Regions from separate parts of the Homo sapiens genome. Here region 2 is linked to region 1. A link is an interaction called in ENCODE POLR2A ChIA-PET data of the cell type or tissue named here. Cell type or tissue: OCI-LY7. All regions are shown on one strand. Each heading gives the region's core, and the rest is flanking DNA. Links, peaks and the distances in the headings are about the cores only.

The links. Peaks named below come from ENCODE experiments on the same cell type or tissue, not always from the same donor. Only the 100,000 strongest peaks of a DNase experiment are listed, where the experiment ranks them.
Region 2: POLR2A ChIA-PET joins it to region 1 with 12 read pairs; 2 of 35 experiments call an interaction of 5 or more read pairs at or near these places.

Annotation. Positions count from the first base shown.
Region 1 is chr15:85,499,424-85,511,959 of GRCh38, forward strand. The region is part of intron 2 of AKAP13 (A-kinase anchoring protein 13); the gene reads left to right. Among named protein-coding and RNA genes, the nearest start is that of AKAP13, 130 kb to the left of the region's middle. In OCI-LY7, for the core only: CTCF peaks have their summits at 5,851 (motif pointing left) and 6,067; a DNase peak (open chromatin) is centred at 5,848; H3K27ac peaks cover 619 bases.
Region 2 is chr15:85,305,816-85,318,351 of GRCh38, forward strand. No RefSeq gene overlaps it. Among named protein-coding and RNA genes, the nearest start is that of MIR7706, 69 kb to the right of the region's middle. RefSeq lists enhancers at 6,856-7,035, 7,056-7,135. In OCI-LY7, for the core only: no CTCF peak of the experiment used is centred there; no DNase peak of the experiment used is centred there.

The sequences.
Region 1 (12,536 bases), core at 4,867-7,366:
CAGTAGGTTTTGAAATGAGGTTGTAGACGGGCTGCTGAGACTGATTTTTGGACAGCATAAATGAAAGCAGTATTCTGATGTCAGCATTTGGAGTTTAAAAATCCCTAGCCATGGATCCCGTGCTGAGTCATTGGTACTTCAGGTAAACCAATTCCAACTCTATGTAAGCTAGCCTTCAGCCATGTGAAACTGTTAACGGCATCTCTTCCTCTCTCTGAACTGCACCCCCGAGCCCTGCCAATCCCTAACACATGCATAAAGAAAAACACTTATCTTTCAGGATTCATTTCCTGCCACTTGTCTCTGTGGAGCCCCTCCTGAGCTTTCATCCTCCTGTGGATCCATCACTCCTACTCCTATGCCCCGGCTACTCTGTGCAGACTTTGTAATAAGAGCTTGAGCACTTCAGATGCACATTTGTATGCATGCCTTTTCCGTTTATTATGTTCCTTGAGGGTAGGGGCTTTGTATTTGAATTATTATTTTATTGCTCTCATTTTTACTTCAGCTTCTATCACAGTACTTTGTGCATCATAATGCTAGTGTTTTTTATTGTTTCCAAGTAGAATTAAAGCTGTTCTTTGGGAAAGGGTGTTGCCTCATACATGGATGATTATAAATGTCTGATTTGCCAAAGATGAGAGTTTTCTTTTTGGTTAGGATTTATGACCCCAAAGGGAAGGTTACTGTAGTTCATCAGCCAATAAATGAAACCACACAGGGGGATTTTGTGATCTGGGACAATGTGTCACTTTGCTTTGATCTTTGGGTAGAGCCTCTAAGAGGTGCTCTCCTAGTGAAAACCTGGAACTGATACTAGGTGAAAAACCGGATTTCAACCACTGTAGCCTAGTGCTTCCGTGTGGTGTGTGGGTATTTACTTGGAACACTCTGTGTTTGCTTCTTACTACACAAATCTCATTTTATTGGTCTGACAAACCTATGAATTAGGTTTGAGACAGGAAGATTTATATTTTAAAGTTCTAGTATGTTGATTGTAACATTTTCATTGCTCTCTTTGGAAATTCTGTCACCTGAGATGAGACTATTAGCTAGATTCGTGAAGTCAGCCCACTGAATCTATAATTCAGAAATCTATAAATAGCTCCCTTCAAGTACAACATTGGGAACATTTATTTATATCAGCACGGAGGTAGAAATTACATTTTTCTGGAGGATACACGAATTTATTGATTGATCGGTTGGTGATGCACATCTTTAGTACTTTTTCCTCATTCAGACACATTTCCCCCCCAGAGATTCTGCTTATTTCCTTTTGGATCCTTTTATGTGGGGGCTGTAACTTAGGGTATTTATCTTTAAGTATAGAGAATGTCACCTGTACTCCCAGAAATGTGTTTGTTTGTTACCCTTTTTAAACCAGGAAAGAGCTATTGGCTCTGGTGTCTTTGGAGCCCTTCACAAAGCTCTGTGTCTGGATTAACTGTTGACCCCATGTGATATACAGAGCATCTGGCGGCTGGGGTGGAATTCTCAGCTGTCTCTCTTTGTTTTGTCCACAGAAGGAAATGTGAGTTTTATCTTACTGCTCAGGCGATGGTACATTCCTTTTTTGGTTCATGGGACTACCACCAATCTGATTGTGGGAGTATTTCCTACCATTCCTGTCATCTTCCGGAATTTGTTAAAGAAGGCCAGGGGTGATCTTCACCTACCATCACTCGTGAACACCATTTTCTTCTCAATCACCTCTTGTGTTCCTAAATTCTACTTTGAGTGAAGTGTATTATTGTGTAGTTTGTCCTGTCTTGTATGGTTTAGGGATCCCAGGCAGCATAATATTAAGAAGCTACAACTGTGGGTATTTCTTACAGCCAGTATTGTTCCTCCACAAATCCTCATTTTCCAGATCCCTGTGAAATTTATTATATTCTTGCCACCATATACTCGTGATTATGTGTTGCCCATATCTTGCTAAGTCTCAGAATACAAAGTAATTCTTCTCCTTGACCGTGAGACAGAGATAGGTGTTTTTAAAAATGAAGTACCGATATTTCAGTTTTTCTGGTGAGTATGGGACGTTGATTTTTCATTTGCCATACTGTATATGTGTGCATTTGTATGCAGTAGAGGTTGGCAGAAATGTGTATTGTGTTCAAACGCTGATCTTAAGCCTCTGTTTATTCCATACCTGCTAGTGCTTATCCACTATGCTATATGTCCTACATTAATTTTTCTCATTTAATCATCTTAATGATCTCATGAGATAACTATTTTTTTTCTACATTTTAAAGCAGAGGAAAGTATCAGAGAACTTTTGTCACTTGCTGAGGTCATGCAGCTAGTAAGAACAGAGTTAGAATTCAAACCAGACCTTTCTTCAGAAACCTAGGCTTTTAATGATGTCAGTATATTGCTCCTCTGTGTCAGCGTTTAACCCTGCATGGTGTAGGGAAGAAGCGGGCTATTGCCTAGGATTTGTGAAATAAGGATGTTGGTGAGATTATTAAAGTCAGAAGGAAACACTGAAAAGTGGAATTTGTTGGGAAGAAGGGGAACCATTTAGGGACAGACACTAGACCTTTGTGGTAACTGGTACGGCGGAGCATGGTGCTGTGGGGTCACTGGTTCTCAAACTTGAGCATGCATTTGGGTCACCAGGAGGGCTTATTAAAACCCAGATTGCTGGGCCACACCCCAGAGTTTCTGATTTACTAGGTTTGGGATGGGGTGAAAAATTGCATTTCTGGTAAGTTCCCAGGTGATCCAACACTTTGAGAACCCATGTAGAGAAAGTGTATGTGCTTAGGAGTCAAGTAGACACAGCTTTACATTCCTGCCCTACTGTGGGAGGCTTAGAGTCTTCATCTTAAAAGTTCTGTAATATAGGGTAGTATGTATATTACAGGATTTTTCATGAGCACTACATGTGATTTAGAAAGTGACAGCAATATTTGGCAATTATTGAATACTTACTAAACATCAGTTACTTTGAGAAGCATTTAACATATGTAATTTAATCTTAAGCAGTTAAGTATGTCATTCCTACATGTAAAAATCTTAATACGTATCAGTTGCTCAGTTAATATTCCTGCACACCTTTATCAGTAGGCCTTCTTAGGCCTGGAAATGTGTAATATCCCTTAGAAAGATTTTCATAAAGTTGGCTTATTTCTTTAAAAAATGTCGACACTTAAAAAGGAAAACTTAAAATACGTGTTTTTGTGAAATGGTTTTACTGGTAACACTAGATAAGAAAAGTGATAATGTCTGAAATGATAGAATTTTCTTCTGATTACTTTTGTGGTTAAGTACTGTGGGTTGTTTGATACTCATGTAACTATTCGTTAGAAATCAGAAAGCTTAACCAGCTTTACAAAAAAGCTGGTTTACCGTTAAAATTAATTAGATGGATTTTCTTCTCCTAAATTTCCATATGACACCTTTTCAGACAGTTTCTTTCGTAAGACTTATTTGCCATTTAGTTAAAATTCTTCACCTATTATTAAGTAAAACCAAAAAGTAATCAATTTTATTACCATACTTTATTTGGCTCTGTTTGAGAAATAGTGTGTTTTACTAGAAGAGATTAAGAGAGGTAGAGACATGGAGATTATGAAATGTGGGATGTTTCTATTTACTTGGGAATGGATGGGAACATTTTCTTTGTACCTAGTGTATGCTACGTACTTGGTATACCTTGTTAAAATACTTTAGTACTTACTTTATGTCGTGGTAAGGGGATTAAATGGCAACCTTAATTTGTGTAAGACATTTAAGACACTCCTGGCACATAGTAAGCATTTGATACAAGAGCCATTATTTCATGCATTTCAGATATGGGATTATAATAATTTCCATCCTCTTAGAGTTTACAATCTAGGAGTTCTTACAGGGAATTTGAGGTAGCTCCTAAAAGAATCAGCAGTTTTAAATACACAGCTGGTAACAAGGGAAGCTGGTATTCTAAGTCACGTGATTTCAAAGCCTGTGGTCTTCCTCTGGTACTATAGCCCCCAAAGCAATGCTGTCCATTCTGTATTGGTACCTTCCCTTCTTAATCTTGTAGTTGACAGTGTCCCACTTCCCAACTTTGAATGTCTCTTTTCCATGGTCTCAGCATGTTGTACCCTGGGTTAGGAATGATGTGTGACCAGAGGTGATTCAACTTGACCTGCTGGGCTCCGTGACTTAGGCATTGCTGGTGCAGAGATGACGATTGTGCAAACCTGATGGACTCATGGAATCAGAGGGCACCTTGATCTGCCTGCAGTGGGTGAGGCATAGTATGTATTAGATCAGGTAAAGGAGGCCCTTCATCTGAGGAAGGGGCCCAGGTTTCTACTTAGAAAAGAAAGGCATTGTATTTCATGCTTTACTCTCTCGCTCTAATCATCAGTGTGACAGATAAAGGGAGCAGCATGGCCGAGTAGTGAGACAGGTAGGAAGAGTGAGCCTTGAACATGTGTTCATGAATTCTCAGGGGCTTGGTATACTTGTAGCAAAGTGTTTGAGGAGAGGCTCTGTGAGGGAGATGATGCTGGAGGGGTCAGTGAGGGCTAGGTTTGTTGGGGGCTTTGTGTGCTGTGTGTTGAAGGGACATGCTCAGGCATAGGGCTTTATCAGGAGAGTAGCTTGATCAGATTGTATTTTGGAGACTCTGTGCTTCCCAGTGTGTGGAGGCCAGCTTAGAAGCCTGGAGTCCCAACTTAATTGATGACTTTGGAGAAAAACAAGAGAACTGAGGATAATAAATAACCAAGAAAGCTAGGTGAATAACTGTAAGATATAGGTGAGAGCAGAAGTCAGATCTTCAGATTTTAATGACAGAATGTCACCTTTTCAATCAGCAACAAAGTAGCCGAGTATAATCTTCAACCATCTGCTCTCTGGGAGAGGAGAGAGGAGAGGGGAAGGAGCGAGGAATGAGGAGCCAGAGAGATTGATTTTAGCTAATCACTTCTAACTCTTTCATTAAATTTTTATGGAGAATTAATACAGGCTGGGCGCAGTGGCTCGTGCTGGTAATCCCAGCACTTTGGGAGGCTGAAGTGGGAGGATAGCTTAAGCCCAGGAGTTCAGGACCAGCCTATGCGATGTGGTGAGACCCTGTCTTTACAAAAAAAAAAAAAAAAAAAAAAAAAAAAAAAAGAAAAAATTAGCCAGGCATGGTGGCGTGCATTTATAGTCCCAGCTATTTGGGAGGCTGAGACAGGAGGGTTGCTCAAGCCTGGAAGATCGAAGCTGCAGTGAGCCATGGTCGCACCACTGTACTCCAGCCTGGGTGACAGGGCCCAACACCCTGTCTCCAAAAAAAAAAAAAAAAAAAAATCCTTACATGTCTGCATTTTAGCCAAATATATGGTTTTGTTAGCAAAAGAGAGAATGTCTCTTTAAGTATTGACCTAATTAATAATTCTACCACTTCCAGAGAGTTGTGAAACATTTTTCAGAGGTAGAGACACTCTCGCTTGCTCTTTCTCGCTCTCTCTCTCTTGCTCTCTCGCTCTTGCTCTCCCTCGCACCCTCTCCCCCTCTCCCCCTCTCTCCCATCTCTCTCTCTCTCCCTCTCTTTTGCTCTCACTCTCTGTGTGTGTGTGCGCACATGTGTTTGAAAGCCAGCACCATCTGAACAATTTAGCTTTGCTGGACAAAAATAGACTTGAGAGGGAGAATTGTACATTGAAACAAGAAGAACTTACACTCTTACAATTTTTCAACACTCTCTTCCTTTTAAGGAATACTTCTCATTAAAGGGACCATACATTAAATTATATCCAAACTTGAGTAGTTTTAATTTCTTTTCTGTCTGAAATCCCTGTTAGAACAATCTCTAAAACTACTCCATAGACACAGAACTTGAGTAGATTTATTGAGCGCCATCTGCTGGCTTTGTTTTAATGGACCAAATAGGTGGTGCCTGGACATCTTTAAGAATTATCCTGTATCTTAGTGTTGCAAAATTATGAAGCTGGAAGACAGTATGAATTTGGGCTATGACTGGTAGTAGTATTTAAAATAATAGTTTTGTGTTGGCATTGAGAAAGGGGTATGGTTTTGGCAGGAGAATACACACAACCTGATTAAAAAAGAAGACAGGTTATAGGGATTTCATTGGCCAGTATCTTTATTGGGCAAAAGATTAGCCTAGTTTAAATAAAAAGTAACCTTAAATGCCAAATAAAATTCTTTAATATTTTCTAACAGTGAAGTCAACCTAAGTCTTTATCTGGAATGACTTTATGTAAAAGTCGATAAATTTCTTGGTGGATTTCTATTCGTGTTGCATGAGATACTTTGAGGTGTCTTTTAAAGAAAGATTTATAAAAATGGCTTTGTTGGCTAGTTTCAAGAATGCGTTTTATTTTGAGGGATGTGGATACTATCTTAGTATTTTCCTGCTGAGACAGATATAGGAAAAGCCCCTAGGTTAAATAAATAAGGGTGAAGCTGTTAGGTGCTCTTCTTGTCATTAGTCTTTTTGAATTTTAGTTATATTTTAAGTGACTTCTTAAGGGCAACTGAGCTAAAAATTTGGCATACCCAGACCATTAGACTCTAGATCTTTTAATTAATTTCTCATCCAGTCATCTTAAGTATTTAAGATGAATTGTAGAAAGATTGTCAGGCCGGGCGTGGTGGCTCATGCCTATAATCCCAGGACTTTGGGAGACCGAGGAGGTGGGCGGATCACTTGAGGTCAGGAGTTCAAGACCAGTCTGGCCAACATGGTGAAACTCCGTCTCTACTAATACAGAAAAATTAGCCGGGCACCTGTAATCCCAGCCACTGGGAAGACTGAGGCAGGAGAATTGCTTGAACCCATGAAGTGGAGGTTGCAGTGAGCTGAGATTGTGCCACTGCACTCCAGCCTGGGCAACAGAGCGGGACTCCATCTCAAAAACAACAAAAAAAGAAAGATTGTTTACAGAAAGAGAGACCAGAAAGGAATTCGTGCATTCATTTGGCCAACATTTATTGAGCACCTAGAACAACGAGACATACCTTTAGGCAATGATGTAGCATTGAATAAAACAAATATGGTCCCACCTCTCAGGAAGCTTACGTAACAGTTGGGAGGAAAGGGGAACTCAGATAAATACATAAATACATGCTTTTAGAATTTTATATATACATATAGGTATAATATATAATGTATTAAATAGACATACATGAATAAATACGTGTCAGAAAGTAAATGATGCTATGGAAAAAATAAAGCAGGGCAAGATAGATAAGGAGAGTTAGGGTAGGAGAGCTCATACTTCATTGAGGATGGTCAGGGATGACCTCACTGCTAAGGGGACATATGAAGACCAATGGTTATTAGTGTTATATAAAACAGTTGTTTATGATCGTCTTGCCTGACCTTCACCAACCATGTACAGAAAGCACATGGGACAGATGATGTTATTAATCGTTTCATGGGCCCCCTTGGTCTAGAATATAAAGGCTGATCCTTGGCACTGCTTTATGCCCATGTTCCCTATGCTGAAGCCATGGTCCGTTAGTCCTTGAATACACCGTGTTTGTTCAGTTCTGTGCCTTCGTACATACTCTCCCCTCCTTGGAGTGACTTTATCTCTTGTCTTCCTAGTCAGCTCTTACATGGCTTTTGAAATTCATAAATTTTACTTTCTCTGGGTAGCCTTTGTAGTCTCCTCTGGCAAATTTTCTTCCTTCTCTTTCTTTATCTTCTGTTAGGCCATAGCACTTTTGAAATGTTTCTATTTATAGCACCTGTTATATCACTGTAACTGTATGTTGGCATGAGTTTCTTCTACTAAATCAGGGGGTCTTAATCTGTTTTTTGTTGATGTCTTTGGGGGTGTGTGAACTGCTGGAAAACTGTACTAAAAGGTTATATTAGACTAGTGGTTGGCAAGCTACAGCCTGTGAACCAAATCTAGCCTGCTGCCTGTTTTTGTAAATAAAGTTTTGTTGAAACACAGTCACTCCCATTTCTTTATGTATTGTCTATGGCTCCTTTTGTGCTACCAAAAAAAAAAAAAACATAAGAAACGAGTAGTTGCAGTAGTAACCATATTTCCCACAAAGCCGAAAATATTTACCATCTGAGTCTTCACAGATAAAGTTTGCCAATCCTGATATTAGATGAAATGGGGATTAAAAAGGAAACATTTGGTGTTGTATGGCATGAAGCTGACTGCCTTTTCCTTGTGTCTAGAAACCACAGCAAAGACAGAACAAGTCACCTAACTTCAAGTTTCTCTTTGCCCCAAGACAGAGGGCATGACATTCTTTTAGTCAACCAATTTGGATGTCACCAACACCTGATGACAGGTGGTGGTCGTGTGGCCAAGAATGGGAGCTTCTGGGGACTGGTGTAATCAGCTTGCTTCCTTTAGAACTGACATCCCCAAAGCAGCGGCAAGTGGGAGTAGGATATGATGGCAGTAGCACCTAATCACCCTCCTCCACTCCCACACATCAGACTGGTGGTGCTCCCTGGGCACAGGTGGGCACCTGCTGGAAAAGTTTTCAGTGTGCTTCTTCTGAGACTTGCCCATGAGGGCGTGGCAGGAATGGGGGCCATGGATCCTGGCAAGGATATATTCCTAAACTGTCCTTGATGGTGTAGGTCCCTCCTCCTTTTCTCTGTGGCATTTTGCTTTGTCCATTTGATGCCATATCTTTACAGATGGGTTTCAGCAAGATATTCTCAAAGCATTTCAAGCAGGAATGAGCCCTGAGTAATATTGATGGAGCCTCTCTTTTCCTCAGGCACTTTGTGTAATTTTTTTTTTTTTTTTTTGAGATAGGGTCTCACTCTTGTCACCCAGGCTGGAGAGCAGTGGCACAGTCTTGGCTCATTGCAGCCTCGACTTCCTGGGCTCCAGCAGTCCTTCTACCTCAGCCTCCTGAGTAGCTGGGATACAGGCATGCACTACCGTGTCTGGCTAATTTTTGTATTTTTTGTAGAGATGGGGTTTTGCTGTGTTGCCCAGGCTGGTCTTGAACTCCTGGGTTCAAGCAATCCACCTGCCTCGGCCTCCCAAAGTGCTGGGATTACAGACGTGCGCTATCGTGCCTGGCCTTGTGTAGATTTTTTTAAAGGTAAGGGGTTGAAGTGGGGAATTCCAGCCCTCTGACGGGGGTGGTGGTACTGCTGGCTCTTTAGCTGAGTCCTCTATCGTGTTTCATCTGGACCACTCTTGATAGCTTCCTAAGTGGTCTTTCTGTAGTTTCCTTGCTCTGTCCTGTTCTCCGCAGAGGAACCACAGTAATCCTTTGAAACATGAATCATGTCACTCTTCTTTTCAAAACCCTCCAATGGTTTAGCATCACACTAAAAAAGAAAAAGAAAAAGAAAAAAAAATCCATATTCCAACCTCGCCTTCCATCCAGTGTTCATTCATTTGCTCCTCCAGACTGACCTTTGCTATTTTTTGAACACGCTGAGTTTGTACTTCCCTTGCACTCGATATATTCCCTTTGCCTTGACTGCTTTCTTTATCTTCCCTTAACTTGCTTCATTCAGGTTTCAGCTCAAATTTGCCTTCCTTGGAGGAGCTTTTCCAGACCACCCTGTCAGGAAAAGTATCCTCTCATCCCTATTTCAGACAAACTTTAACCCCTTTATGCTGTCTTACTCTTTCTAATAGAACTTTCCCTCTAATGTTACTTTCTATAATTTGTCTTACCTGCTAAAATATAAGCTCCATGAGGGCAAAGGGCCTTGTCTTTCATGTTTGAGGCCTAGTTCTTAACAGTGTCTGACACATATTACAGTAAGTTTTGTAATGAATGAATTCATTTTGCTGACAAAATGAGTTTCAAGTGGTTCTTATCAGGGGTCTGTAGCTATTAAGTGACTGATTCTGATTCTGTTTCCCAGCCTCCATTTTTATATTTCACTACCATGTGTGGCGGCTGATACCTTGTTACCGAGTAGCATGTTGCATTTAAGAAATAGTGAGTGCTAAATAATATTAAAGATTTTTGTGCATATGCTTGCTTTGTAATGGTATTGATTTCCCAGAGAAACGAAGCTACTCAGAGCCATTCATGCTACTTTGAGGTAATACTAAAGGACCAACAGAACAGGATAGCTCTGTTCAGTGATTTAGGATTTTAGATTTTTTTCTTCTGGTAGGATTTCTGTTTTCTAGCTTGATGGCAATAACATCATATATTTACGTTCTCATCCTAAGGAGCCTTGGGGTACTGCTTTGCTGTGACCGTGCCTTATGAATTTGTCTTTCATTTTCTAGAGCACTCCACTAAATTAGGCAGCACAAATGTAACTCATTTATCCTATAATTAAATTTTGTGATATTCTCCTTTTGAATGAATTCCGATGTAAGGAAGGCCAAGGGATAGCACTTCAGGGTATTCACAAAGTTAGAAATACAAGGTTTGTGTTTCTTTGGGGTTTGCTAGTGTTACATGACATTTTATAAGCGTCATTATATCCAGTGTTTAGAAACTCTCAGGTCTGAGAGCTGAATGGTTTTGGATTTAGTTTGTAGCCTCTGTCACCTCCTCCGACATGTCACCCCTGTCCACTGGTTGCAAATATCATTTCTTTCAAACATAATTTGAAATCAGGTGAGAGAGAATCGGTATTCCTCAGGCTCCTTCCAGGTGACCTGTGTTTGAGAAGACTGTGGGAGGCCTCCCTGCCCTGCGTTTTGCTCAGGCAGTCAAGGGCCTCCTCTAATCCCTGCAGTCCCTGGTCCTTGCTTCTCTTACTATGCTTTTGATACAGCTGCAATTGTTACCTTATGTGTCTTTTTCCCTGAAGAGGCTGTGTACAAAGATGAATGAGATGCAGTCTCTGGCCCAGCTTCACTGTAATGGCATAAGCTTTCAGAGAGTATGCGCCTGCTCGAGGTGATCTGTCTTGAGCTTTGAGCAGCACTGGGCTTAGACATTTCTCCACAGAAGTCTTTTTGGTCATATTCTTCAAGGTAGAGTTTGGGCATTCATCTCCCTGTACCTAGAGAAGTCAGTATATGTATTAATATAGCATTTGTTATATTACTAATAAATGTATAATTATATTAGTAATACATTTTATTGCTAGTATACAATTATTGAAGTAATAATAAAAGGAAATGTTTAAAGTAACAAAATATTTTCAGATATTTTAAGACTCATTTACCTGTCAACATGATTTCATATAATGTTTGTATTTTAAAAAATGATCCCAGTAATGGATGGCAGTTCTATATGTATATTTGCTAGCAGTAAGTCATTTGAAAATCCTTTAATTAATGCAGGCTAGGTTTCCACCTGATTATCACAGATGAACAATTATATCTTGTCAAGATTGTATCATCCTGAAAGGCTTTCATAGTTACCAAGGGTGTTATTAACAATAGGTGGTTAAAATAAAGAGAACTCTGAAATATTTTAAATGGTGTGGAATTGAGTGTATCATGAATCTGGGAAGGGATCATTATTTTGGTTTAGCAAATGAGCTTTCTGAAACATTTGAAATGGGAAACAAGTATTTTAAGTTTTGGCTGCAGAGTGCTCACTTGTGACTGCCATTAATAGAGAGAGATATGGCAAATCCCATGTTTTTAGGTGGCGCTTGAGTTTGGGTTCCTCTTGGGTCCATAGGGCCATTTCTGGGTTCAAGGCACAGGAATAGATAGATGAAAGATATGTTATGAAAAAACCCATTTAAGGCTAGAGAAAAAAAAAATTTCTGAGTTTGTTGCTTTTCTTCAGACGTCTCTCTTCCATTGTTTGTTCTGAGGATTTCTTTTTAAAAAGTCATTCCTTTTAATGCTGCAAGACTTTTATATCCTTGCCTCTTTTGGCTTTGCTGATCCTCTCTTCTCTGATTTCTCCTCTTCTCGGACTGGCCCTTCCTTGTTTGGCCTGTTTCTCTGGATCCATTTCTTCTTACTGCCTTCCCTTGCTGGAACACCAGCGTCTAGTCATTGGCTCTCTATTACCACAAACTCATCTACAGTCAAGGTTTTAGTTCTTAACTTAGTGCAGGTTGACTTTCAGATCTGACTGGCCAGGCTAGCCCTTTTTTGACAGCTTGCCCTGTTACCTACCTGTTGGATATAGAATAAGTACAAATATCTATCCTGTCTACCCTGCTGATACATGAAACTTAAGATTCAAAGCCCCATCATCTTATCACAAATTATTCCCACAAGCCACTAGTTTTCCTTAGAGATACCCCTTTTTCTCTTAATTCTGCTTGAGGCTTACTATCTTCCAGTCCCATCCAGTCACTTGTCATATTTCATCAAATTATTATTATTGTTAATTTGAGAGACAAGGTCTTGCCCTGTCCCAGGCTGGAGTGCAGTGGTGTGATCATAGCTCACTTAGTCTGCATCTCCTGGCTCAAGAGATCCTCCCACCTTGGCCTCCCCAGGGGCTGGGAGTACAGGCATGAGCCACTGCGCCTGGCCCAAATTATTTTTAACAGAATTTTTTTCTCACATTTATTATTTTTTTAGATTGGTAGATCTTGCTACCATGGCAGTTAAGCACTTTTAACTTTCTCACATTGTGTTTTTGTATTATTTTCTCCAAATGGTTTCTTTGTCTCTATTCTTTTTCCTTCTTAGGACGTGACT
Region 2 (12,536 bases), core at 5,896-8,395, 190 kb before region 1:
ACCCAGGCTGGAGTGGAGTGGCACAATCTCAGTTCACTGCAACTCCGCCTCCCGGGTTCAAGCAATTCTCCTGCCTCAGCCTTCCGAGTGGCTGGGACTACAGACATGCATCACCACCAGTTAATTTTTGTATTTTTAGTAGAGACGGGGTTTCACCATGTTGCCCAGGCTGGTCTCAAATTCCTGACCTCAAGTGATCCACCTGCCTTGGGCTCCCAAAGTGCTGGGATTACAGGCATAAGCCACCACACCTGGCCCACAGATTATTTTTTTAAAGTAGCAGGCTGCAGCCTATGGCACCAGCCAGGTTAAAAACAAAACAAAACAACAACAACAACAAAAAAAAAAACTGTAAGTCCCCAGAATGTGAGAGGGGAAGTGACTGCCTCCAGGGTATACACCCCCACCAGGGAACCTGGTAATCTAGGCCACAGGGAAAGGCCTTAACCAACACTGGAACTGATTTTGAGAGTGGAGAGGAATATTAAAGCACAAACGGCAGCAGGAAGAACTCTGCATGCACTCCCAGTCTCCAGCATCGACCAAGGGAAGCCATTCCTTATTCTGCCACACAGGAGACCTCACAAAAGTCTGCCAACTTACTCAGGCAGCAGCCATTGCCTGAGTTAATTAAAAGAAGCTCCCAACTGAATTTCACGATATAACCTCGAGTGGGGAAGAACTCCCTTGGCCAGAACCCGGGAGCGAATGGGAAGTGTGCTGCAGGCATGAGCAAATGAGCCGGGTGCCCCGGCTGTGCAGGCAGACTGGCAGGGGCATGGCCTGAAAGCCATGGTTCTTGTCTCCACAGGGGAAGGCTTATGGCCCAAGGAAGTTTTGAGTTCTAAGCATAGATGGCCAGGAACTTAGCTGGCTGCTGCTAGCAGAATACTGCAGGTAAGAGATCTGCCTTGCCAAGTGCACGGGAGCTGGGTGGGGCTTACTGCTGCCTGTTACTCCCCACTCCCTACGTGAACTCTTCTATGCAGCAGATGCAGTTATGCTCCTCTCTGGAACATGATCCCAATGGCCAAAGAACCACCTCCACAACTCCCACAGGGGCCACTGCTAGCACCACATGTGAAGAGTCAAAACATGGACCTGCCTGACCCAGCCCCCACCTGCTTTGCCCACCACCTGCCCTGGTAGCTTAACACGAAAGACAGAAACTTTTAGGAGCACAAAAAACAGAAACTTTTCAGAGCTTTATGGCCCCACCCCTTGCCTGATTATCCAAAGTACCAGCCCTGGGTAGCATAAGGCAAGCACAAATCCCATCACTTCTGCTATAGCTGGTGCTCTTTGGCAAGCATCACTTCCTGGCTGGAGGCCAACTCACACCGTCCATTACAGCATCTGCAGGTAGAATAACACTGTGCCCAGGAAGGAGAAAACTTGTGTGTGAACCCAGCCATCACCATTGCCTGCACCACTCTGGCTAACCAGGAGGTCCTGAATCTGCCCATGTGACCTACTTATTACTACCCAAATGGGCATTTGAGGAAGCCAATACACGAAGACTTTCTATAACCAAGGAATCTCTGAGTCTATGTCACTCCCCTGCCACTCCTGTTAGAGCTGGTGCTGGTACCTGCTACTGGGAGACTTGAGAGCAGGTCATAAATCTGGATCCCTTGCAGATATTCCCTAGTACCAGGCTACAGTGTGGCAGCCGCATTGGGTGGCTAGACTCAGAGGAGTAACAGCATTCACAGTAGTCTGGCTCTCAGGGCCTCCCACTCCTAAAGGAAGGGGGAATGCACCCCATCAAGGGAACACCCTGTGGGACAAAAGAACCCAGGTGGCAAGCCTTGAGTCTCGGGTCTTTCTGCTGGTGGGAAGTTTCCTTCAGCAGAGGCACAATTGCAGTGGTGGGATCAGCAGGGAAAATCTGTAGCTCTCCCCCGACAAGTCAGGCAGTGTTGGTGTTTGTGAAGGGCCTTGGAGAGGGGGATTTCTTTTCTACCTCATTCACCACTGCAAACACAGCTGGGGCTTTTCCCATGGGAACTCAGTGTGGGTGCACCTCTAGACAGCCTCTCTGGAACACTTCAGGGTGACTGCATCCCTACTGGAGGAGCACCCTCCAGGTGCAGGCTTGCACAAGAGACAGAGTCACAATTCCTCTCTGCTTGGAACATCAACATTCCTGCAGATGAGTAGAGGTGCTTATCTGCTCTAAATAGCCAGAACACTGGATCAAGAGTTTGTCTGGGAGGTGGATCGCTCTCCTGCTGGCCTGGCAGAAGAGCTGAGGTGGCTCCAGTCCTTCCTTCTGATAAGACCTCAGCATGCTTCACTGAGAGTTCCCCCAGCCATCTCTGTCAAGGCAGGGACCTCTGTCCATCATTGGTTATTGCATTTACCCACCTGCTTTAGCCACAGCTGGTTTTCACCCATGGCCTAGCTCCCCTTTTGGTCTGAAGCCTGGACTATTCAACCCAGTAAATAAAATACTTGGGGACAAATAAATAAAGAAGTGCATAATATGGGGGAATGAGATAAGCTTCAAGAGACCTCTGTCATTCCAATCCTATGGGAGACAGTGAACTTGCTCACGCACTGAGCACAGTGCTACTACAACCAGCATCTGAATAAGCCATCATCCAAAGACTCTACAACCAAGGAACTCATACAGAGCCTTCACCCCTGAAAGCACCCCTGAAAGCATACAAAGCCTTCACTCCTGAATTAGGTTACAATAAACTATAAACATTTAAGTCACATCCTTAAGGGGGGGAAAAGAAATTTAAAAAAAACACAGTTAGGCTGGACACAGTGGCTCACACCTGTAATCCCAGAACTCTGGGGAGGCCGAGGACAGCAGGTCACTTGAAGTCAGGAGTTCGAGACCAGCCTGGCCAACATGGTGAAATCCCATATCTACTAAAAATACAAAAATTAGCCAGGCATGATGATGAGTGCCTATAATCCTAGCTACTCAGGAGGCTGAGGCACGAGAATCACTTGAACCCAGGAAGTGGAGGTTGCAGTGAACCAAGACCATGCCACTGCACGGCAGCCTGAATGACAGAGTAAGACTCTGTCTCAAAAAATGAAGAAGAAGAAAACAAGAAGAAGAAGAAGAAGAGGAGGAGGAAGAAGAAGAAGAAGAAGAAGAAGAAGAAGAAGAAGAAGAAGAAGAAGAAAAGAAATAACAAAGATGAGAGCAGAACTAAATGAAATTGAAACCAAAAAAATACAAAAGATCAATGAAACAAAAAGCTGATTCTTTGAAAAGATAAACAAAACTGATAGACCATTAGCTAGATTAACCAAGAAAAGAAGAGAGAAGATTCAAATAGGCTCAATTAGAAATGAAACCGGAGACATACAACCAACACTACAGAAATACAAAATGTTATTGGAGACTACTCTGAACACCTCTATGCACACAAAACAGAAAACCTAGAGGAAATGGATACATTCCTGGAAGCATACAACCCTCCTAGATTAGATCAGGAAGAAACAGAAACCCTGAACAGACCACTAACAAGCAATGAGATTGAATCAGTACGTTTTTTAAAATGCCAACAAAAAAAAAATTCCAGGGCCAGATGGATTCATAGCTGAATTCTACCAGACATTCAAGGAAGAGTTGGTACTAATACTACTGAAACTATTCCAAAAGAATGAGAAAGAGGGAATCCTCTTTAAATCATTCTATGAAGCTAGTATCACCCTGATACCAAAACCAAGAAAGGACATAACAAAAAAAAGAAAACTCCAGACCAATATTCCTGATGAATACACATGCAAAAACCTCAATAAAACACTAGCTAACCAAATCCAACAGCACATCAAAAAGACAACACACTGTAATCAAGTTGGTTTCATCCCAGGGGTGCAGGGATGGTTTAACATATGCAAGTCAATAAATGTAATACATCACATAAATAGAATTAAAAACAAAAACTATATTATCATCTCAGTAGATGCAGAGAAAGGATTTGATAAAATTCAGCATCACTTTATGATTTAAAAAACCCTCAACAAACTAGGCATAGAAAGTACTTAATAAATTTTCAAGTTAATAAAGTACCCAAATTAATAAAAACCATATATGACAAATCCACAGCCAAAACCATATTGAATAAGAAAAGGTTGAAAGCATTCCCCCTGAGAGCTGGAACAAGACAAGGATGCCCACTTTCACCACTTCTATTCAATATATTACTGGAAGTCCTGGCCAGAGCAATCAGACAGGAGGAAGAAATATAGGGCAACCAAATTGGAAAAGAGGAACTCAAACTATAACTGTTCACTGATGGTATTATCATATACCTAGAAAGCCCTAAAGACTTCTCCAAAAGACTCCTAGATTTGATAAATTAATTCAGTAAAGTCCCAGATTACCAAATCAGTGTACACAAATCAGTAGCGCTGTTATACACCAACAATGGCCAAGCTAAGAATCAAATCCAGAACTCAATCTCTTTTACAACAGCTGCAAAAAAAAAACAAACAAACAAACAAACAAAAAACAAAAAACCTAGGAATTTACCTAACCAAGGAAATGAAAGGTACCTGCAAGGAGAACTACAAAACACTGTTGGAAGAAATCATAGATGACACAAATGGAAACACATCCCATGTTTGTGGGTTGGAAGAATCAATCTTGTGAAAATGAACATACTGCCCAAAGCAATCTATGGATTCAATGCAATTTCATCAAAATACCAATATCATTTTTCACAGAATTAGAAAAACAATCCTAAAATTCATATGGAACAAAAAAGAGCCAGAATAGTCAAAGCAATCCTAAACAAAAAGAACAAATCTGGAGGCATCCCATTACCAGACTTCAAGTTATACTACAAGGCTATAGATACCAAAACAGCGTGGTACTGGTATAAAAGCAGGCACTTAGGCAAATGCAACAGAATAGAGGACCTAGAAATGAAGGCAAATATTTACAGCCAACTGATCTTCAACAAAGCATACAAAAACATAAATTGGAGAAAGATTACCCTACTTAATAAAAGGTGCTGGGAAAACTGGCTAGCCACATTTAGAAGAATGAAACTGGATCCCTATTGCTCACATTATACAAAAATTAACTCAAGGTGAATCAAAGACTTAAATCTAAAACTCAAAACCATAAAAATCCTAGAAGGTAACCTTAAGAAAACTCTTCTGGACATTGGCTTAGGCAAAGAATTTATAACTAAAACCCCAAAAGCAACTGCAACTGCGACAAAAATAAATAAATGAGACCTGATTAAATTTAAAAGCCTCTGCACAGCACAAAAAATAATCAGCAGAGTAAACAGATAACCCATAGATTAGGAGAAAATATTTGCACGCTGTGTATCTGAGAAAGGACTAGTATCCAGAATCTACAAGGAACTCAAACGAGTCAGCAAGAAAAAAAAATAGCCCCATCAAAAAGTGGGCAAAAAATATGAATAATATTTCTCAAAAGAAGATATACAAATGGCCAACAAACATATGAAAAAATGCTCAACATCAGTAATCATCAGGGGACTGCAAATTAATGCCAAAATGAGATATCACCTTACTTCTGCCAGAATGGTCATTATTAAAAAGTCAAAAAAATAGATGTTGGTGTGGAAGTAGTGAAAAGGGAATGCTTATACACTGCTGCTGGGAATGTAAATTATTACAACCTCTATGGAAAACAGTGTGGAGATTTCTTAAAGAAATCTAGATCTAAAAGTAGATCTACCATTTGATCCATCAATCCCACTCCAGGGTATCTATCCAAAGGAAAGTAAGTCATTATATGAAAAAATAATGTACGTGTATGTTTATTGCAGCCCAATTCACAATTGCAAAGATATGGAACCAACCTAAGTGCCCATCGACTAATGAGTCAATAAAGAAAATGTGATATACACCATAGAATACTACTCAGCCATAAAAAGGAACAAAATAATGCTTGCAACAACTTGGATGAAATTCGAGGCTATTATTCTAAGTGAAGTAACTCAGAAATGGAAAATCAAACATGGTACATTCTCACTTATAAGTGGGAGCTAAGCTATGAGGACACAAAGGCATACAGAATGATATACTGCACTATGGAGCCTCTGAACAGGGAGAGTAAGAAGCGGTTGTGGGACAAAAAAACTACATATTGGGTTCAGTGTACACTACTCAGGTGATGGGTGCACTAAAATCTCAGAACTCACCACCATATAATTCTTCCATTAGCCCAAAACCATCTGTACCTCAAAAGCTATTGAAATTTTTTAAAAACTAAAACTAAAAATAGATAAATTGGTTTTATTCATCCTTAATCAGGCTTTTTTTCTTATGTGTATATCTTGTAATTTTTTTTTTTTTTACTGACTGCTGGACAGTGTGTGTAGAATAAAGATGAAGATAAATAGCACTTGTGCCTGAAAATGGATACACATTTTTTTTTTTTTTTGAGACAGAGTCTTGCTCTGTCACCCAGGCTGGAATGCAATGGCGCAATCTCGGCTCACTGCAACCTCTGCCTCCCGGGTTCAAGTGATTCTCATGCCTCAGCCTCCCGAGTAGCTGGGATTACAGACGCGCACCACCACACCTGGCTAATTTTTGTATTTTCAGTAGAGACAGGGTTTCATCATGTTGTCCAGGCTGGTCTCAAACTCCTGATCTCAGGTGATCCACCTGCCCCAGCCTCCCAAAGTGCTGGGATTACAGGCATGAGCCACTGCACCCCGCCACATTTACAAGTTTTTAAAATTAGCTTATTAGTGGGGCAGGGAGGGTGAGTCAATCTGGTCAGGAACTGAGAAGGGGATTTTGTTGCTATAGTTACCTTCAGTGTAACTAGTGAACCAGTGGCTTCAGATTCCTCTAGTGTGACCTTGTGCTTGGTACGGGGGCTGGATGCCGGAGGGTTTTTCTAAACATCTCTACTCCACGCTTAGCTTTCAGCCTTCCCATGTGTGTGCACTACACAGAGGATCTCCTCCCATGCTCTTGTCTCTTCCGCAGTAGTAAGCTGAAATGCTTGAAACTCAGTGCTTGCTCACCTGATTTTGTGGGGCAGGGGGAGGGACAGAAGGGGGAATTCTCTGTTGGAAAGAAGAGGATTTTCTGTTAAACTGGTAAGCTGTTTGTGCCTGGGTCTCAGAGGTATGACTTTCTTACTGATCCTGCCTTTCTTCCCCACTGTAAGCCAAATTCTGCTTTCTTCTTTAGCTCTTGTGCAAGACATAACTTCCTGCACTTTCCCCACCAGTAGGAGGCTGCTAGTTGTATTGGTATAGCATTCATACTTAGAATGTTTTCCTACCCCTTTCCCTGGCATAGAAAGAATGTTGTCTTTGACCTTTCCCCCAGCTCCCTGTGGTGCTCCCTCAATGTGGTGCTACCTCTCAGTTGGCCGCTTCTCCTTCAATAGCTCATGGCTTTGGTTCCATAGGGGAGGAGTCTCCTGTGGCAGGGACCAATTTCCTCCATCCTTCAGTTCTTAACCAACTAGAGAACTTTCTGTTCTCCCTCCGTGACTCAATCTTTCTTGTGAGCAATCAACAGAAGTCCATGGAGAAGAAACTACTACTAAGTGTGAACTTCCCTGGTGTCTGGGATCCCAAGGTTTCTATACTGTCACTGTAGCCCATACTCAGCTTTTACCAAATCATTACAAATTTTAGTTGACTTCTTACCTACTAATATGGTACCCAATGTTTCTACCACCCATGCTCTGCCCAAAGGGGAGCTAATGTGTGGATCTTCTCTCTTCTCAGAGGGGCCGGTCTTTGCTTGGATTTCAGGCTGCTTAGTCACCCTCCAAACTGAATTCTCAGATGGGTTTAAGAAAAGTTATAATGTTGCAGTTTATCTGGCTTTTTCTTGTTATGTGGGAGTAATACTTTTTTAGCTTTCTATATCCTTGGTGAAAGTAGAGTCTATCTATATCTTTAACTCTTATTTCTTTTTTTTTTTATTTTGAGATAGGGTTTCACTCTGTCACCCAGGCTAGAGTACTGTGGGGCTATCACAGCTCACTGCAACCTCAAACTCTCTGGGCTCAGGAGATCCTTCCATCTCAGCCTCCCAAGCAGCTGGGATTACAGACACATGCCACCACACCTGGCTAATTTTTTGTGTTTTTAGTAGAGACAGGGTTTTGTCATGTTGCCCAGGCTGGTATCAAACTCCTGGGCTCAAGCGATCTACCTTCCTCAGCCTCCCAAAGTTCTGGGATTACAGGCATGAGCCACTGCACCTGGCCTAACTCTTCATTTCTTAATTTAAAAAATTTTTAAAGAGATCCAAATTATATCAATAAAAAAATAAATTAAAAAAAAAAAAAAAAAGAGATCCAAATTAGTGAAGTGACATCATATGTTAAATCTGGTTGTTGGTTCCACGGCCTGGCAAAGAATTTTTTAGCTGGCCACATCATCTTGAATTAAAACTTCATTTCCCACCTATCACGCAATTAGATGTGGCCACGTTACTACATTTTAGCCAACAAGATATGAATGAAAGTGTGGTATAAACATTCTTGGGAGTTTCTTTAGAGAGAAAGAGGAATTCCTATGGGGTAGGATGTGGGTGAGATTTCTGGAGTTCCAACAACCATCTTGCAAATGCAAAGGCATCCCAAGAATGGCACACCAGAGAGGTGGAGGTTGCATCCCCAGTGCTGATGATATAGAACTGCCAAACCAGCCCTGGATTGACCATCTACAGACACAGTTTAGGTGACAGAAAAATAAATGTCTTTCTTGTCTAAGCCCATGTTATTGCCTGGAATGAAGAGGAACTCATTCTATTGCCACCCATCTTAATCCAAACTGCCACACTTGGTGACATATTGTTTTGGTATGTTTGAATTATTTCATAATCTAAATGTTTAATTAAAGCAAAATTGCACAGACAGTAAAAATATCAACAATATATAAATATGCATTGAGGAAGAGAAATATGTCAACATTGCTTCTCTCTGGGTAGTGAGATTATGTGTACGTTCTTTTCTTTTATCCTCAGCCATGTCTATTCGACTTTTCCACATTGAGCATGATTCATTGAAGTTTTTGTTATACTGAAGCGTGGTTCTCCTCCTCTGCTGGCACTGGTATGTCATCGCCTCTGGGCTGCTTAGAAGACTCCTTTAGCATGTGCTATTTCCATAGCACCTCTCTGCAACCTTCATCTTTCTTTGTGAGTCTCTTCCTCCTGACCATGTGGTAGCTCCATTCTGAAACCAGAATTATAAATAAATAAAGACTTGGATTTGCCTCTGTCTTTCCCCACACTTAATACTTCCTGCTCCTGTTCACCAAGGAGGAGATTTTCTCCCAACCAGTGACTTCAGCTTCAATTAGGAGTTCCAAAGCAATCCTGGCACTCTTGGCTTTAGCATCCTTTCTCAAATGTCTTGGAATAACTGCCAAGCACTGTATTGGAGACCATAACATTACCTAGGATCTCCCAGGGACCAAGAACCACTGTCTCCTTGAATTCTGGATGATCTGCTACTTCACAATAAGTTCCAAACTCATAAAGAGTATCCAAAGCCCCAGAGTTTGAGGGTAATCTTTGTTTCCCTCCTTGTTCAAGACAGTACATTTTACTGACCTGGTATATTCTTTATCTATTGCTGCATTGAAAATTACTCCAGTTGGGCTACAGTCAACACAAGGTTCAACTGGGACAAGATATACTTCCAAACTCATCCGGTGGCTGTTGGCAGGTTTCACTTCCTTTTGGGCCGTTGGGCTGAGGACCCAGTTCTCTGCTGGATGCTGACTAGAAGCTGCCCTGGATTTCTTGCCTTGCAGGTTCCTCCAACATGGCAGCTGGTTTCAGCATCAAAGCACACAAGCCAAGAAGTCAATAGAGAGGAGAAAGCAGCAGCAAGAGAGATTCCTAGCAAAGTAGAAATCACAACCTCTTGCAACCTCATCATGAAAGTGACATCCCATTGCTTTTGTCATATTCCATTCATGAGAAGCAGGTCAATAGGTCTGGCCTGAACACAAGGGGAGGAGCTTACCTAAAGAGGTAAGGACCAGGAGTTAGAGAGCACTGCAATATATCTTAGGAGTCTGCCTACCGCACGAGGCCTCACCATCAGTCCAAAAGTCCCCTTCAGTTTTTCCCAGGAGATCTAGCAGGACCTCAGGCAACCTGGACTTCAAATGACCCCTTCTGCTATCCCTAGTTCTATATGTAGCAGCCCAGACACATTAATTTCTACTTTCCAAAGTTGTTCTTCTGTCCTCTACTTGTCACACCATCAAATTTAGTTTGGGCTTTCAGAGAATGAAAATGGCAGACAGACAAAAGGAAAGCTTATCTGAAGTTTAAGATTTTAAGGATGCTGCCAGTTTCCAAAAGCAATTCTACCCTGGTAAAATAAAATCCTTATTCTGCTCGTCCAGGACACTTGACCCAGAGCCCAACAAGGCGGTATTCCCGTTCACACTCACTGAAGCCACTCTGTCTTCCTGCAAGAGTTATCTTGGCCCTAGTCTGTAGCTCATCTCCTACAGGGGCACTTAAAAGGAAACAACAGTTCTTGGTCCAAAGCAATAAAGAGACAAGTGAGTCATAACAGTCTGGGTTCTTCACCAGCATAAGCGCTTCCATGAATCGCCTCTATAAAAACCCTGCCCTTCTAGCCCAAGCCGTGTTCCAAGTTCCAAAACCTTCCATTCAAGGGTTTTATAACTCAGCCCTGTGCTCAGAAATGTCACTGCACATAAGAGGGCCTTTGATCTCTGGCCATACCCAAGCCCATAGTCTGCAGCGAAGCGTGCTTTGATAACTATCTAAAGAGAAAAGCACTTTGGTTTCCTCTCATCTATTTCTATTCTACTTTTAATAAGCTGCTTAGCTTCAGGCGTCTGCCCTCTGCCCTCCAAGCTTCATCTCAACCAGAAGTAAAACAGGCTTGTGGTTGTGTGCTTTGAGAGCTCATGAAATAACAATAGTGGTAGCAAACACCAATAAAGGGCTTACTACGTGCCAGGCACCATCCTAAGTAGTTTCTGTAGGTTATCCTATGTAGGTTTTCACAGATGAGGAAATGGAAGCATAGAAAGGCACTGAGTGACTAGCTTTCTGATGAAGTCACAGTCAGAGAAACAGAGCCAGAAGTTAAAATCAAGCAACGCATCTCCAAAATGCATCTTACCCCTGTGCAATGAAAGAGAATACAAGCCCCCTCAGAGAAGGGAAAATATGAAGTCAGAAATACGAGTATTTCTTTAATAAGAGAGAAGATTTGCAGCAAACTCCTTCAATCTAGAAACACTTTCTTTTTCCAGGTACTGTGTTAGAAATCCCTTCAGTAGGAAAACTAAATGGGCAAGTCTTTAAACCAAACCAAAATGTTTCCTGAGCTTTCAATGAATCAAATTGAACTCAAGGCCCCAAGTCTGAATAAATTATGCCCTAAGATCTGTCAGAAGCAGTAGATTTCTTCTATTGGGTTTTTCTTCCATTCGATATAAAGACATAAGCGCTCTGTTGCTGCCCAATTGCTTTATTAAAAAAAAAACATATATATATATATATATATATATATATATATATATTTGAGACGGAGTCTCGCTCAGTCGACCGGGCTGGAATGCAGTGGCAGGATGTTGGCTAAGTGCAACCTCTGCCTCCCACGTTCAAGTGATTCTTCTGCCTCAGTCTCCCAGGTAGCTGGGATTACAGGCTCCCACGACCACGCCCAGCTAATTTTTGTATTTTTAGTAGAGATGAGGTTTCACCATGTTGTCCAGGCTGGTCGCAAACTCCTGACCTCAAGTGATCTGCCCACCTCAGCCTCCCAAAGTACTGGGATTACAGGCATGAGCCACCATGCCCGGTACAGAAACTTTCTTACTCATTTGAATTGAAAACTTCTATGTTTTTAAAGCATATTTTCATTAAGTGTGGAAATTCATAAAATACGGTTAGGTAGGAAGACGATGTTCACAAATTAGGTTTATAATCTATCATTTCAAACTTCGCTGTATTCAAAAATTAGTTATCTAAAATTAACTCCAGAGAAGTTTGTATGTACAAATAGTTGTTATAACAAAAGCTACCTTTCTTTTCTCAATCCGTGTCATGTGGATCTAAGCCCCTGCCTCAGAAATGGGGTGGGCATGTGTGTCCTCTTGGTGAGACCACTCTACCGCCCTAGCCAATGTGATTGCTTCAGAGATGGTTACATAGCCCTAGCTGGACCATTAAAAGTCTCCAAACCTTTGCTGGAATTATTGAGAGAGAGAGCATTCAAAAAGAACTCAGTATATAAAAAATACTGGAGTTAATAAGCAAGTAAAATATTAACAGAAGACTGTATATGCCCCAGGCCACCAGATGGGGGAGAGTGCACCTGAAAAGAGGCCAATACAGAAGAAAGCAGATAGAAATAGCTTCCAATGATCCTGTGGGGGCCTGGATCCAGCTGTACCTGAATCTCCTCCAATGCTATGCAGTTACATATGCCAGTAAGTCTTTTTTGCCTTTAAATCTGTGCATTGGGTTTCTGCTCCTTGTAACCTAGGGAGTCCTGACTAGTTCCTAGGAGCAGGTGTGCTTCCAGATCCTGTTCAGTTGCT